Regions from separate parts of the Homo sapiens genome. Here region 2 is linked to region 1. The links are chromatin contacts, found by Hi-C in ENCODE. All regions are on one chromosome and are shown on one strand. Each heading gives the region's core, a stretch centred on a gene start or an enhancer-like site at or near the end of the contact. The rest is flanking DNA. Distances are from core to core; before and after follow the strand shown. Region 1 overlaps SORL1 (sortilin related receptor 1). Region 2 overlaps UBASH3B (ubiquitin associated and SH3 domain containing B).

Region 1 (7,117 bases), core at 977-3,476:
CTTGTAATTTTTCAAACACAGCAAGTCTCAAGGCCCTTCTCCTTCCTGGCTTCTGCTCTGCCCTGCCTTAGGTCTGGGTCCATGTTCTCTGCCTCACTTTTCCATCCCCTTTTCCCTAACTCCTCCCTCTTCATCCTTATGGTGTCAGTACATAGGTCAGGTCTTCAGTGAAGCCTCACTCTCTCCCCGATATGAGGTTAGGTCCCCTGTGTAACAACAGTAATTCAATCATCATTCCTGGAATTAGTTGTTTAATGCGTGTTTTCCCTACTATATTCAGAGCTATGAGGCAGGACCTAGAATCGTGTTATTTTTCTTTCTTTTTTATTTTTTGAGACAGGGTCTAGCTCTGTCGCCCAGGCTGGAGTGCAGTGGCATGATCATAGCTCACTGCGGCCTCGATCTCTTGGGCACAAGCGATCCTCCCACCTCAGACTCCCTAGTAGCTGGGACTACAGGCATGCGCCACCAGGCCCGTCTAGTTTTTGTATTTTTTGTAGAGATGGGGTTGTGTCATGTTGTCTAGGCTGGTCTTGAACTCCTGGGCTCGAGGGATCCACCCGCCTTGGCCTCCCAAAGTGCTGGGATTGCAGATGTGAGTCTGCCATTTTACTAACACCTAGTATAGCATCTGGTATATAGTTAGTGCTTGATAAATACTTATTGACTGAACGCGGTGAGGGGCTATTCATGGTGAAGCTGCAGAGGGCAAGTCTGTGGTCTGGAACCATCCTGAAGAGCTGTGAGAAATGACTTTGGGCTCACAGGGAAATCCTCACGTAGGGCAAGTCCTGGCTTGGGGTGCGCTCTCTTGAGGGGGTATTTGCTGTGCTCACTCTGACTGTGTTTCCTGCACATGGCCGTGTGTTTTCAGGCAGTGAGAACCACCACATTGCCTTAAAGTCTGTCTCTGAGCTTAATCTCATTTGCAAAAGGTGGCATTTCATTTAATTGTTCTCTGAGATTCTTTCTGGCTTTGATATTTTCCTCATTTTTTTTTTGCCAACTGGTAAATTAAGGGGTGATATTATGTTCATGAGAAAGAGAGTTTTCCACAGTTTCTTTTTAGTAGGGAGCCCCTCCCAAAACAGCAAAGCATATTCGCTCATTGACAAAGTGGGTTCACCAGGACAGAGTGGCACACAGAGGTAAACAGTAGATAGGTTCTCGCTGCCAAGGATCAATCAGAAAGGGAAATAAGCTCTCTAAACTGATATTATAAGGCAGTGAGATTATGATTATCATCCTTTTAGCAAAGAGAAAGGAAAGGGCATATGTGTATTTTTCTCTGTAGAATGGTCATGGCTCCAGTGAAGGAGATAGTAGTGAATGCTAAGTTCTAGTCCAAGGTTATTCTCTCCTTGTTTCCTCATCTGGAAAATGGGCAGCCTGAATTCATCAGCAAAGTAGTTCAGGAGTTCTGTAGGTGAAGCATCTTGAGCAAACTCAAAAGTCAAGTGAGTGAGCTGAGATTCCATGAACTGGGCCTCTCTTCCGGGAGTGCTCGTAAACTAGATTTCAGCTTTCCTTCTGAGGTGAGCAGTCCAGGGAGGATAATAAGCCTGCTAAATATAGTGAGAACACAGTCTTGAAAGGGGACAGTGAGAGGCAATTTGCATACCTAGCATTTAAGCCATGCAAAGGGATGGTTTGGGAAAACCTTGTTCTCCTTGGACCTCAGGAGGCTGTCTTTGACTTCCTCAGTTTCGTCATATAGTTCAGGGGAGTGCCTGGCTCCTTCTGTCCTCACAGTTGAAGGACAGGATATTTGTTTTATGCTATATTGTAGAATTTTAAAAACGCTTCTTTGTATTTCACTGCTAGTGAAGCAGAGAAATGAATCAGACTGCCTTATTTGTCCTCCTTGTACTGCGTTTTGGGAGGAGGCTGTGTAGGAGTTGTGAGGACTGCAAGCTGTGGGAGTCTAGGACATCCTGATTTTTGGGTTTGACCAATTTGAAAGAGGTGTAGAGAGGGTACCTGTGACCCATTCTATTCAGTGGCCCCACCTCCTGCATAAGCCTCAACAACTATACAGATTTCGGTGGTTTTATTGGAAACTTCTCATCATTGGCTTAGACTTGCAACCCTAATTCCCCCAGAAGTGCTCTGTGTGAGCTAACAGGTAAGAAATGATTAAAGAGCCTACAGGGTGCCTGGCACCTAGCAGACCTCAGTGCCTACTTCATCCGCAAGTGAACGCATGAGTAATCAGTCCCTTCATCCAAGCCATTGACTTCCTCCCCTCTATTTATAACAACCCAGAACTTGAGGACTGGGTGGTAGCAGGTCCTTCCCCTCACTCTGAATAATAGGAGGTGAATCATTTCACCTCTCCGGGTTGCCAGGGCACGCAGGGGGCTGAGGGACAACACTTGTGGGGTGATATGGACTTGTTCGATGAAGATGCCGAGGCGAGTCAAGGTGTGGGTGGCATCCACTGTTGTGAGCTGGCGGTGGATGCTAGCCTTGGGCCTGCGGCTGTTTCTCCAGCTGGGGACAGGGAGGCCTGTGCGGATGCTGTGGCTCTGCAGATGCCGCTGACAGCACTTTGAAGGATTGGTTTGGCCAGAGACCCAGTCCACAGCCTGCCTCCTGTATGACTCATTCTAGCTGCATATTTTGGTAGCATGAGGGCTTGAGATGAGATAAAAGGAGCACTTCTTAAGAGTGGAAGCTCCTAGGTTCTTGATTAGCACTTGAGAAATATAATGTTCTCTGCAGGTCCTAGAGGCCTTAAAAAAATTTGAGTATATTTCACATTACATAAAATTAGCCATTTTAAAGTGAACAGTTCAGTGAACTTAATATCGCCGCAATGTTGTGCTACCATGATTTCCAAAACATTTCCATCGCTCTGAAATAAAACCCCTTACCCATTAAGCAGTGATTCCCTCCTCTCCAATCTCCCAGCCCCTCGTAACCACTAATCAGCTTTCTCTCCCTATGGATTTACCTATTCGGGACATTTCATATAAATGGTGTCATGCAATCATGCAATATGTGACCTTTTGTATCTGGCTTCTTTCACTTAGCATATTGTTTGTGAGGTTCAGCCACATTGTAGCATATATCATCAGTATATCCTAGAGTTTTAATGACCATCCCAAATCCCCAAAGACAAGCCCCCCCGCCAAAAATGGTACATCTTTCTAGCTACCGTCATTTAGTTCCAACTCCTGCCAGGAGGCAGGGGAATCAACTAGATTCATTGTTTCCCAAAGAAGCTGCATTAGAAATACCTGGGGTTGGGGTGTGTCTCCTTTTTTTTTTTTTGAGACGGAGTCTCGCTCTGTCGCCCAGGCTGGAGTGCAGTGGCATGATCTTGGCTTACTGCAACCTCTGCCTCCCAGATTCAAGCAATTCTCCTGCCTCAGCTTCCCGAGTAGCTGGGACTACAGGCACGTGCCACCGTGCCTGGCTAATTTTTTGTATTTTTAGTAGAGACGGTTTTTCACTGTGTTAGCCAGGTTGGTCTCCATCTCCTGACCTCGTGATCTGCCTGCCTTGGCCTCCCAAAGTGCTGGGATTACAGGCATGAACCACCACGCCCGGCTGGGTGTGTCTTTTAAAAAAGACTGATTCCTGGGCTCCAGGCAGAGGGCGACAGAGCCGGTAGGCGTGGAGTGGGGCCTCTTAGGTGATTCTGACCTTCAGTGGGGCATGGGACCCCCCTAGGCCAGGTGATCTTTGGGGGGTGGGGTGGGAGGAGTTATCTTGACTCTTAACGACCTGCCAATGAGCCAGATGCTGTTTGTTGTTTATGATGCAGTTTCTGTGTTCAGAGGTTTCTGTGGCATGTAATTTTTCTCTGTTTGCCTTCTGAGGGGAGGCACTCGGCCCCTCCCTGCTGCCTTAACAGCTCCAATTAATTGTGTCTCATTTATCAAGCTCCAGCTATGCCCTGTGAGCTAGACAGGGGAGAGGGAAGGTTGTTCACACCCCGGGGTTGTGGTTATAGCTGATTGCACGTCAAGGTTATGTTCCTGGGAAAACCACCCTCCCACCCACTCCCAGGCCAGTGTCTTCTGGGTGTGGGACCTGTGTGGGGGATTGGCGATGGAAAAAGGCTTGGGGAGGAGGAAAGGGGAGATCAGGGGGAGATCCTTGGGGATGGATGGAAAAGGAACCAAACAAACCGGAAGCCACTGATTAAGTAAAGGGATCTAGGGACCTGTGGGTTGTTCTTGATTGCTGGGGTCTGCCCTGGGCTGCTGGTGTCTTGGCCACATGCCATGGAGAGCTAGCAGGAAAAGCCTGCTTTGTTGACTTCTTTTCTTTCCCCTGGGGGTGAGGATGGGGGCAAGGTGGAGACAGAGGAGACAGGTGAGGCCAGAGGGTAGAATGCATGTCTTGATAATAAAATTTACTTCCTGTCAGCCTGCCTGCTGGCTCCCCTGTCCTGCGCGCATCCATTCCTGATTCCTGCAACTAGGTCTGCTGTGGGGGGATGGGCACCCGGGCTGCCTTGGGGATCAGCTGTGACTCACCAGGGAGTTATTCTTATGACCAGGATGTGCCTGACATCTCGCCAAGCAAAGGAGCTGAGCTGTTCCTGCGAGTGCCTGGTGGCCCTCGTACAAGTCATTTCTTGCCAGGGATTTTATCCCCCTACTGGGCTGCCCCTTTTCAGTCTGCTCTTATGAGTAAAAGGGACATCTAATAAAAAAAGCTTTCCTTAAAAAAAAGAAGAGAAAGAAACAAAGTAACAAACAAACAGGTGTTTTACCAGGCTTGCCTTCTAGAGGTTTTCTTTTTTTCTTTTTTTTTTTTTTTTTGAGGTGGAGTCTCGCTCTGTTGCCCAGGCTGGACTGCAGTGGTACAATCTTGGCTCACTGCAAGCTCCGCCTCCCGGGTTCACGCCATTCTCCTGCCTCAGCCTGCCGAGTAGCTGGGACTACAGGCACCCGCCACCACGCCCGGCTAATTTTTTGTATTTTTAGTAGAGACCGGGTTTCACCGTGTTAGCCAGGATGGGAGTTTTTCTTTGTAGAAAAGCCCTTGGATGTTTTGAGGCTTGCCCTTGGTGCTCTTCTCACCTTTCACCTGCCTTGGGATTGGTGAGGAGGTCTCCTGTCCTCTGAGTAGATCGATTTCAGCAAGTTATCTTCAGACCTTTTGCCCACTCTGATCACTGAAAGCTTTGCAACCTACTCAAAGCATTATCTGAGTGTTACCTGCCAGAGGGAGCATTTTGATGTCATCTTTGAGGATGCCCAAGTTGAATATTTGAGGACTTTTTATCCCAGATCCCAGGGGAACATGGGTGATTTTTTTTTTCTAGGTTCCTAGTCCTTTATTGTATTGACATTTGCATAGTTTTCTATCCCCACTCTGGTTCAAGAGTGCAGATGTTTTGGGAGGGGAGGAAACTTTTAGCTGGGATTCCCAGGGCACATGTGTTGTGAGTTTCTGATCTCCAGATGGATCCAGGGGATTGGGCTGGAGAGGAGGAAAAGGGAAGGCTTCAGCGACCGGAGGAGATTCCTTTAGCTGCTTTCTCTTTGTAGCATTCTGGATTAAATAATTTATTTACTTCTATTTCTTATTTGCACTTCTCTGTTAGTGCTTGCCTGGACTTCTCTATCTGGGAATGAGGAGAGACATTTTGGAAGGACACATATTCCTAGGTCCTTTTCTTTAAAGTAAGGTCGCCTTTCAAATGTTTTTCAAAAAGAGTTTGATCCTGGATCAAATTAAATGCAGGTATTTAAAACTCCAAGTAACGTCGTTAAGGATTAGCTGCTTTGTCCTTCTGCCAGCCAAATATGTGGCACAGGTGTTTCTCTTTTCCCTGATGACATCTGAGAGCACCTCAAGGAGTGGGTGGGGAAAGTTCGAGTGTGCTGGGGGGAGGAAGCGAGAGAAGGAGAAAGGAGCTGTGGGTTTTCTGCCGCAGAGCCTTGATGAGAAGACAGCTCGGAGGGCAGGTTGGCCCAGGCTTGAACTGTCATCAGTCTAGGCTTACTCGTGGGTGGGGTGGACTGTGCGGGCTGGAGTCCCAGAAGCTTGATTTCCTTCCACGTGTGCCTCAGACAGCTGAGGTTGAGGAGGCTGGTGGAATAGGCTTCTCTCAGACATCGCTCAGCAAGAGAGGCAGCCTGTGATCCTGGTTTCATGGCATTGTCCTGCTTCTGAGTGTTGGACCACCTCTCAGAATTTTTTTTTTGAGACTGAGTCTTGCTCTGTCGCCCAGATTGGAGTGTGGTAGCTCAACCTTGGCTCACTGCAACCTCTGCCTCCTGAGCTCAAGCGATTCTTCTGCCTCAGCCTCCCGAGTAGCTGGGACTACAGGTGCATGCCACCATGCCTGGCTACTTTTTGTATTTTTAGTAGAGATGGGGTTTCACCGTATTGGCCAGGCGGGTCTTGAACTCCTGACCTCAGGTGATCTGCCCGCCTTGGCCTCCCAAAGTGCTGGGATTACAGTCGTGGGCCACCGAGCCTGACCAGCTCTCAGAATTTTTGTTATTCCTGTCATGACTTTGCTTTCCACAGAGTGGGTGGAATGTATGGTTCAGGTGTTCAAATGCCAGTCCTCAGACAGGTGTCCATCAGCCAACAGTGAAATAAGAAAATAAAAGTAATGTAGTTTTCCATACAGTGAAACAATGGTTCTTTATTCTGAGATGATATGCTTCCTCAGTTTTCAGTGTTAACACATCTTTGAAAAAATGACAATGACTCTAGATAGTGGTCATATTGCCCTGTAAGGTGAGCTGCGTAACAGACAAATCCCAAAGGCTCAGCGTGTGGCTGAGTTGAGGCTCCGGGTTATGAGAAGTTCAGGATGAGTGCTACTGGTTAGCGGAGGTCTTTTCCATGGGGATGCAGCCTCCTTCCGTCTTCGGCTCTGCCCTCCTCTGGGGCTTTGGAGTCCTCTGAATGCGGCCTGCGGATGGGGAAAGAAAAGAGGACTGCATGGGGGCCAGGCCGATAGTGGCCCTGATGACTTCTCTCACATTACACCTGCTGGAACTCAGTCCCAGGCCACACCTTCTGCCCCACAGCCTGGACCAGAGTCTGCGGTGTCCTCAGGAAGCAGAGGAAAGAGATTGAGAGAGTAGCTAGTCCTGTTTTTGTGATGTCCTTACTTGGCAGAATAGAAGTTGCCAAC
Region 2 (6,375 bases), core at 3,316-5,815, 1.2 Mb after region 1:
CTAGATGGAGCCTAGGGAATAATTTATTATTTATTTATTCATTTATTTATTTATCGAGACTGAGCTCTGTTGCCCAGGCTGGAGTGCAATGGTGCGACTGTGGCTCTCTGCAATCTCCGCCTCCTAGGTTCAAGCGATTCTCCTTCCCCAGCCTCCCGAGTAGCTGAGATTACAGACGTGCTCCACCACGCCCGGCTAATTTTTGTATTTTTAGTAGAGATGGGGTTTCGCCACGTTGCCCAGGCTGGTCTCGAACTCCTGACCAGAGGTGATCTGCCCACCTCGGCCTCCCAAAGTGCTGGGATTATAAGCGTGAGCCACCACACCCTGCTAGAAGGAATAATTAAAATAGCATTCAGTTTGTGTGATGAGTGTTCTGAGGAGGGGAACAGAGATGCGGGGAGCTGGCTTAGGAGTGTGGCGCTCCTCAGTGCGCAGTGGGAGCCACACCACTCCTGCCTTCTGCCTGGCCTCGCAAGTTCAGAGCTGCTGCCTTGTCAAGAAAAATCCATGGGCCAGGCGCAGTGGCTCACGCCTATAATCCCAGCACTTTGGGAGGATGAGGCAGGCAGATTGCTTAAGGCCAGGAGTTCAAGACTAGCCTAGGCAACATGGCAAAACCCCATCTCTACAAAAAATGCATAAAAATTAGCCAGCATGGTGGTGTGCACCTGGTCTTGAAGATCCACTGAGCAATCAAGATACCCTCCTGGGACGTCAGGCCTCAGATCTGCAGCAGCTTTTCTACATCAGGTTGGAGGAGAATATTTGAAGTTCTTATCTTCCTCCAAACGTAAGACCACAGGCCCACAAATGGAAGGCTGAACAGACAGCTGTGTCCCCTTGCTGTCTGGCCGCCTCAGACACCACAGATCTCCCGGTATCACTTTATCCATCAGGCCTTGGCAGGGAGGCCACAAGTGGGCTGTCTTGTTCCGGCCTGTGGCTGCCAGCCTTACAGACCAGTGGAGCAGGAGAGATGGGCCTCAGAGGAAGAGCGGTGGGACACCAGGAAAACCGCCTCGGTGAGATGGCCTGCATTGTGCGTGACTGGTGAAGACTTCCGAATGGGATGACTCCCAGGGGGTGTTGAGTAAACAGACGGTTGCTGTTTGCTGTGCAGCTGGCTCCGAAGGATGTGGAGGATGGAATCTCAGTATGTGAAGTTTTTTTTGGTTTGTTTTTTGTTGTTTGGTTTTTTAATGTTCCTTTTCCATCTTCTGCATGCTGGGGCACCAGCCGCTGCCCCAGAATGGGTTGTCCTGGGAAACAGGTCATGCAGGGCTACCGATGTTTAGTCTGGAAAAGACATGCAGAGATAAGGAAGATGTTGAGGCAGGACAGAACCAGGCTCCTGTTAGTCCAACAAAAGTTTACTGAGCAGTGACTTTGTGTCAGGCACCTGGGAATTGTGCCGCATTCTGAAGGTACAATCATGAATAAGACCCTGACCACAAGGAGCCCTCAACCTCTTGAAGAAGACAGACCCAAGCAGATGACTTCAACATAATGTGGTATGATGGAGAGGGATGGAGGGTATCTCTCCTCTAAGAGTGAAAGGGCTGTCAACTGAAAAACGGATGCCTATTTTGTGAACTTTTTTTTTTTTGAGATGGAGTCTCCCTGTCACCCAGGCTGGAGTCCAGTGGTACAATCTTGGCTCACTGCAACCTTTGCCTCCCGGATTCAAGCGATTCTTCTGCCTCAACCTCAACCTCCCATGTAGCTGGGATCACAGATGCACACCACCACACCCAGCTACTTTTTGTGTTTTTAGTAGAGATGGGGTTTCACCATGTTGGCCAGGCTGATCTCGAATTCCTGACCTCAGGTGATCTGCCTGTTTCGGCCTCCCAAAGTGCTGGGATTACAGGCGTGAGGCACAGTGCCCGGCCTATTTTGTGAACTTTAATGAGTGGTTATAATTGCTGGGGACAGGGTCAGATTTCAGTTCACAAGAAAAAACAACTTTTGGAAACCATTGGCCCACGTACAGATGCTCGACCTCCTCAGCGAGAGTTTTCTCTGGTTCTGAGTGAGCACAGCAGAGCTTCCTGGTTAGCCTCCTCAGAAGGACCCAAGCATTCTGTGTTGGAGTCAGGAGCATACCTAAAGTCCCTGGGGGACCAGGCTGGGCCAGCCTGCAGTAGGGACATGGCCTCTAGGGGTGTCCTTTATGGATCAGCTTCTGGATAGCGGCTTTCATGGGCATGATTCTCAGGTTGGTTAGGGATGGATTATCCATACCCCAGGGCTGAGGGGATGTGCAGTGATGAACTGATGGAATTGAGCAATGGCCTTAGGAAAGATGAGCCCTCAGCATTCGCTGGTTGGGCAAGCGTTCACTGGCCAGCCACTGTCTGGCCTCTGGGCACGTGACAGTGAGTTGTGCTCAGCATTTTGGGAAGGGATTACTGCTGAGAGAGGCCTCAGCAAAGGAGATGGGAAGCAAGTCCAGTGTAACCAAGCCAGGGCAGAACAGCCACCTTAGGAGGAAGAAAAGGAACTGTTGAGCTGGGGATGCAGGCCCTTGAGACTCAGGAGGATTTGAATTTGTAAGTTAGGAGGCTGAAGTTTTCAGCAGTAAAAGGAATAGCCTTAGCCAACCTTTAACTCCTTACCATAGAAAGTTCCAGGGCTGGGCGCGGTGGCTCACGCCTGTAATCCTAGCACTTTGGGAGGCTGAGGCGGGCAGATCACAAGGTCAGGAGATCGAGACCATCCTGGCTAACACGGTGAAACCCCGTCTCTACTAAAAATACAAAAATAAAAATAAAAATTAGCTAGGCATGGTGGCGGGCGCCTGTAGTCCCAGCTACTCGGGAGGCTGAGGCAGGAGAATGGCGTGAACCCGGGAGGCAGAGCTTGCAGTGAGCCGAGATGGCTCCACTGCACTCCAGCCTGGGCGACAGAGTGAGACTCCGTCACTTAAAAAAGTTCCAGAAGGCCTGGCGCTCTTTCTATTGTCACTGCAATTTCTGATGATGGAGAGAATGCATATTTTTTTGCTAAAGAGTCCAATCCTATCTCCTTGTTTGGTCCTCTTTGCTCTGGAATTGCTCTTTCTGCAGAGGGGATTTTCTACTTTAAAAGAAAAAGAAGATCATGATGAAGAAGGAAGTACTCTCAAATTTCTTCAGCCTTTCTCAGCTTACTGCTGGACTCCTGCCAGAATATTAGAGTATCTTTTTAGAGCTGCATATCTAGGGTTCAGGATGCCTCTTTTTCTTCCACTAATTTCCTGTTAATAGGGCTGTGTTGTTGTTTTTCCCACACACATTTATTAAGTGTGTGCTCTGCTAGTATCAAAAGAAACAGATATGGCTAGAGAATGAGCTGCCACCTTGGTGCTCCCAGTCTAGTAGGGAAAACAAAAATAAAAATTAAATTATATCAAAATAAAAAAAGAAAACCAAATAAGTATACAGCAGTCTGCTAAGTGCCCACAAACACAGAGATGTAAACGGTGCTATGGAATCATGAAAGAGCTAGTGAAAATAACTCGAGTTGGGGCCCCTCGTTCCTCTGAAGAGCTGGATTTTGTCAAGTGAATTCATATTAGATTCTCAAAGCTGTTGGAGGTAAATACCATTCAGTCATCTCTTATGTGCCAATCATAAGCCATGGCACCTTACAAACATTGTCTGTCTTTTTTTTTTTTTTTTTTTGAGACGGAGTCTAGCTCTGTTGCTGAGGCTGGAGTGCAGCGGCGCGATCTCAGTTCACTGCAAGCTCCGCCTCCCCGGTTCACGCCATTCTCCTGCCTCAGCCTCCCCAGTACCTGGGACTACAGGCGCCCGCCACCACACCCGGCTAATTTTTTTGCATTTTTAGTAGAGACAGGGTTTCACCATGTTAGCCAGGACGGTCTTGATCTCCTGACCTCGTGATCTGCCCTCCTCGGCATCCCAAAGTACTGGGATTATAGGCATGAGCCACCGCGCCCAGCCCAAACATTGTCTTCTTACTCAGCACAGCAAAGCTCTGCAGTTAGTTTTTTTTTTTTTTTTTTTTTTGAGGCGGAGTCTCGCTCTGAGGCCCAGGCTGGAGTGCAGTGGCACAATCGCAGCTCACTGCAACCTCCGCCTTTTGGGTTCAAGCGATTCTCCTGTCTCAGCCTCCTGAGGAGCTGGGATTACAGGCGTGCACCATCATACCCGGCTAATTTTCGTATTTTTTGTAGAGACAGGGTTTCACCATGTTGGCCAGGCTGGTCTCGAACTCCTCACCTCTGGTGATCCACCCACCTTCGTCTCCCAAAGTACTGGGATTACAGGCATAAGCCACCGTGCCTGGCCTGCAGTTAGTATTAATAAACCCATTTTACAGATGAGGAAACTGAGTTTATTAAACATGCACCATGATTAAGTGGCAGAGCTGGGTCCCTAACCCAAGTTTTCCTGGCTCCAAAAACCTTTTATTAGACCCGTGTTTATGGTGCCTCGGTTTCTGCTTTGCTGGTTTATTTTTGTTCCTGGATCACAGCTTTAAACTTGCACACAGAGCTCTAGCACCCTGACTGGCAAATAAGCATTACTGGCAATGCAGCCAGCTGCTGTTTCCTGTGTTTAGAGACCACATTGCAGGAAAGTGTTTTAAGAGTTGTTTTGAGTGTTGGTTCTGTTCCTCCGTGTGAAAGTGTGGATGCTGTTCTGAGAAAGAGAAAGGTGACGCGGATGCTCAGCGTTCTGTGGCAGTTCCCATTTGGTGGGGATTTGGAGAGGAATTGATATGTCACTGGATGAGATCAGAGTCTTTGTTCTGTTTGGTCTGAGACCATGTGGCATCATGAAATCAATGGACTGTGAGGTCAAAGTTCTAGAACTAGCTCAGCCGCTGTTCTGTCCTGTGACTTTGGGTAAGACAGTTTATGTCTGCTTTGCCCATCTGTGCAATTTAGTTCTTCAAAGCTGCAAGGAGCACCTCTGATGAGCCAAGCACTGGGGTCCATGGCCCCCAGAGATAAACAGGATGTAATCCTGGCCCCAGTGAATTCCTGAGAGTAGGAAGGAGATAGACGCATACACAGTAGATAATCACAAAACAAGGAGGCACCTGCTGAAGGCAGAGCCCATTTTCCTCCAGTTTGCAGCGGACCATCTTGGAACTGCAGGGTATTTGGAACTTCTTTACAATTAAATAGAGAGAGAGTGAGAGCTTACATTTGTTCTGAACCTACTATGTGTAATTTTACTCTTTTCCCAATCCTGAGGAAAGTAGTAAGCAGTACTTCCATTTTACAAATGAGAAAAGCAAGACAGATACATTAAAGGATTTATCCCACTCAGAAGTGACTGTGCCAATGCACTGAAGTTTATCTGGCTTTAGACCCCTCAGCTCTCCCACCTCACCCTAACAGCCCTTGTAAGATTTCATTAAAAAAATTTTTGGCTGGGTGTGGTGGCTCAGGCCTGTAATCCCAACACTTTGAGAGGCTGAGGCAAGAGGATCGCTTTGAGCCCAGGAGTTCGAGACCAGCCTGGGCAACAAGGAGAAACCCCGTCTTTACTAAAAAAATACAACAACTGGCTGGGCAGGATGACTCACAGCTGTAATCCCAGCACTTTGGGAGGCCGAGGCAGGTGGTTTACCTGACGTCAGGAGTTCAAGACCAGCCTGGCCAACATGGTAAAACGTGTCTGTACTAAAAATACAAAAATTAGCTGGACGTGGTGGCAGGTGCCTGTAATCCCAGTTACTCAAGAGGCTAAGGCAGGAGAATCGCTTGAAAACCTGGGAGGCAGAGGTTGCAGTGAGCCGAGATTGCGCCAGTGCACTCCAACCTGGGCAACAAGAGCAAAACTCCATCTCAAAAAAATAATATATACAAAAACTAGTTGGGCATGGTGGCACAGGCCCGTAGTCTCAGTTACACTGGCTGAGGTGGGAGGATTGCTTGAGCCCAGGAGATGGAGGTTGCAGTGAGCCAAGAATGTGCCACTGTACTCCAGCCTGAGTGACAGAGCCAGACCCTGTCTAAAAAAAAATTCTAAATAGCGACATTCCAGCATCCCTGCATTATTGAACTGTTGTCTCCCTGTCTTCCCCTCAGGCTCCCTTCTGTATTTCCTGGCATCACTGTCACCTTCTGGCCCTTCCTGCTCACCTTTGCCTCCCGCCCCCAGGCTCTTCTGTGTGACTCAGCCACCTTTATGAAAGCCGCCTTTATCACTCAAGCCCTTGCATTTTCAACACCTCTGGGTCTTGCTTATGTTTGTTGATGAATCCATGGATAACTTCATCCTGGGTACATTTTTCTCTTAGATGAAATGTTATACAGTCGGCCCTCCATGTCCATAGGTTTTGAATTTGTTGTTTCAACCAATTGCAAATCAAAAATATTGGGGGGAAAAATTGCATGTGTACTGAACATGA

Evidence for each region. A loop is a pair of places that touch in the nucleus more often than their neighbours do. Pooled maps may share reads with other maps.
Region 2: a loop to region 1 is called in a pooled map, with 5 times the contacts of the local background. The contact joins two enhancer-like sites. A Hi-C loop is called at or near these places in 4 of 50 pooled maps.

What each region holds. Positions count from the first base shown.
Region 1 is chr11:121,462,270-121,469,386 of GRCh38, forward strand. All of the region lies in intron 1 of SORL1 (sortilin related receptor 1), which reads left to right. Among named protein-coding and RNA genes, the nearest start is that of SORL1-AS1, 13 kb to the left of the region's middle. RefSeq lists enhancers at 3,499-4,698, 4,262-4,331, 5,747-5,796, 6,177-6,226. Within about 2 kb of position 2,227, at least 29 of the 41 ENCODE cell types and tissues checked have a DNase peak (open chromatin) inside an H3K27ac peak, as active enhancers do.
Region 2 is chr11:122,670,731-122,677,105 of GRCh38, forward strand. The region is part of intron 1 of UBASH3B (ubiquitin associated and SH3 domain containing B); the gene reads left to right. Among named protein-coding and RNA genes, the nearest start is that of UBASH3B, 18 kb to the left of the region's middle. RefSeq lists an enhancer at 414-914. Within about 2 kb of position 4,566, at least 9 of the 41 ENCODE cell types and tissues checked have a DNase peak (open chromatin) inside an H3K27ac peak, as active enhancers do.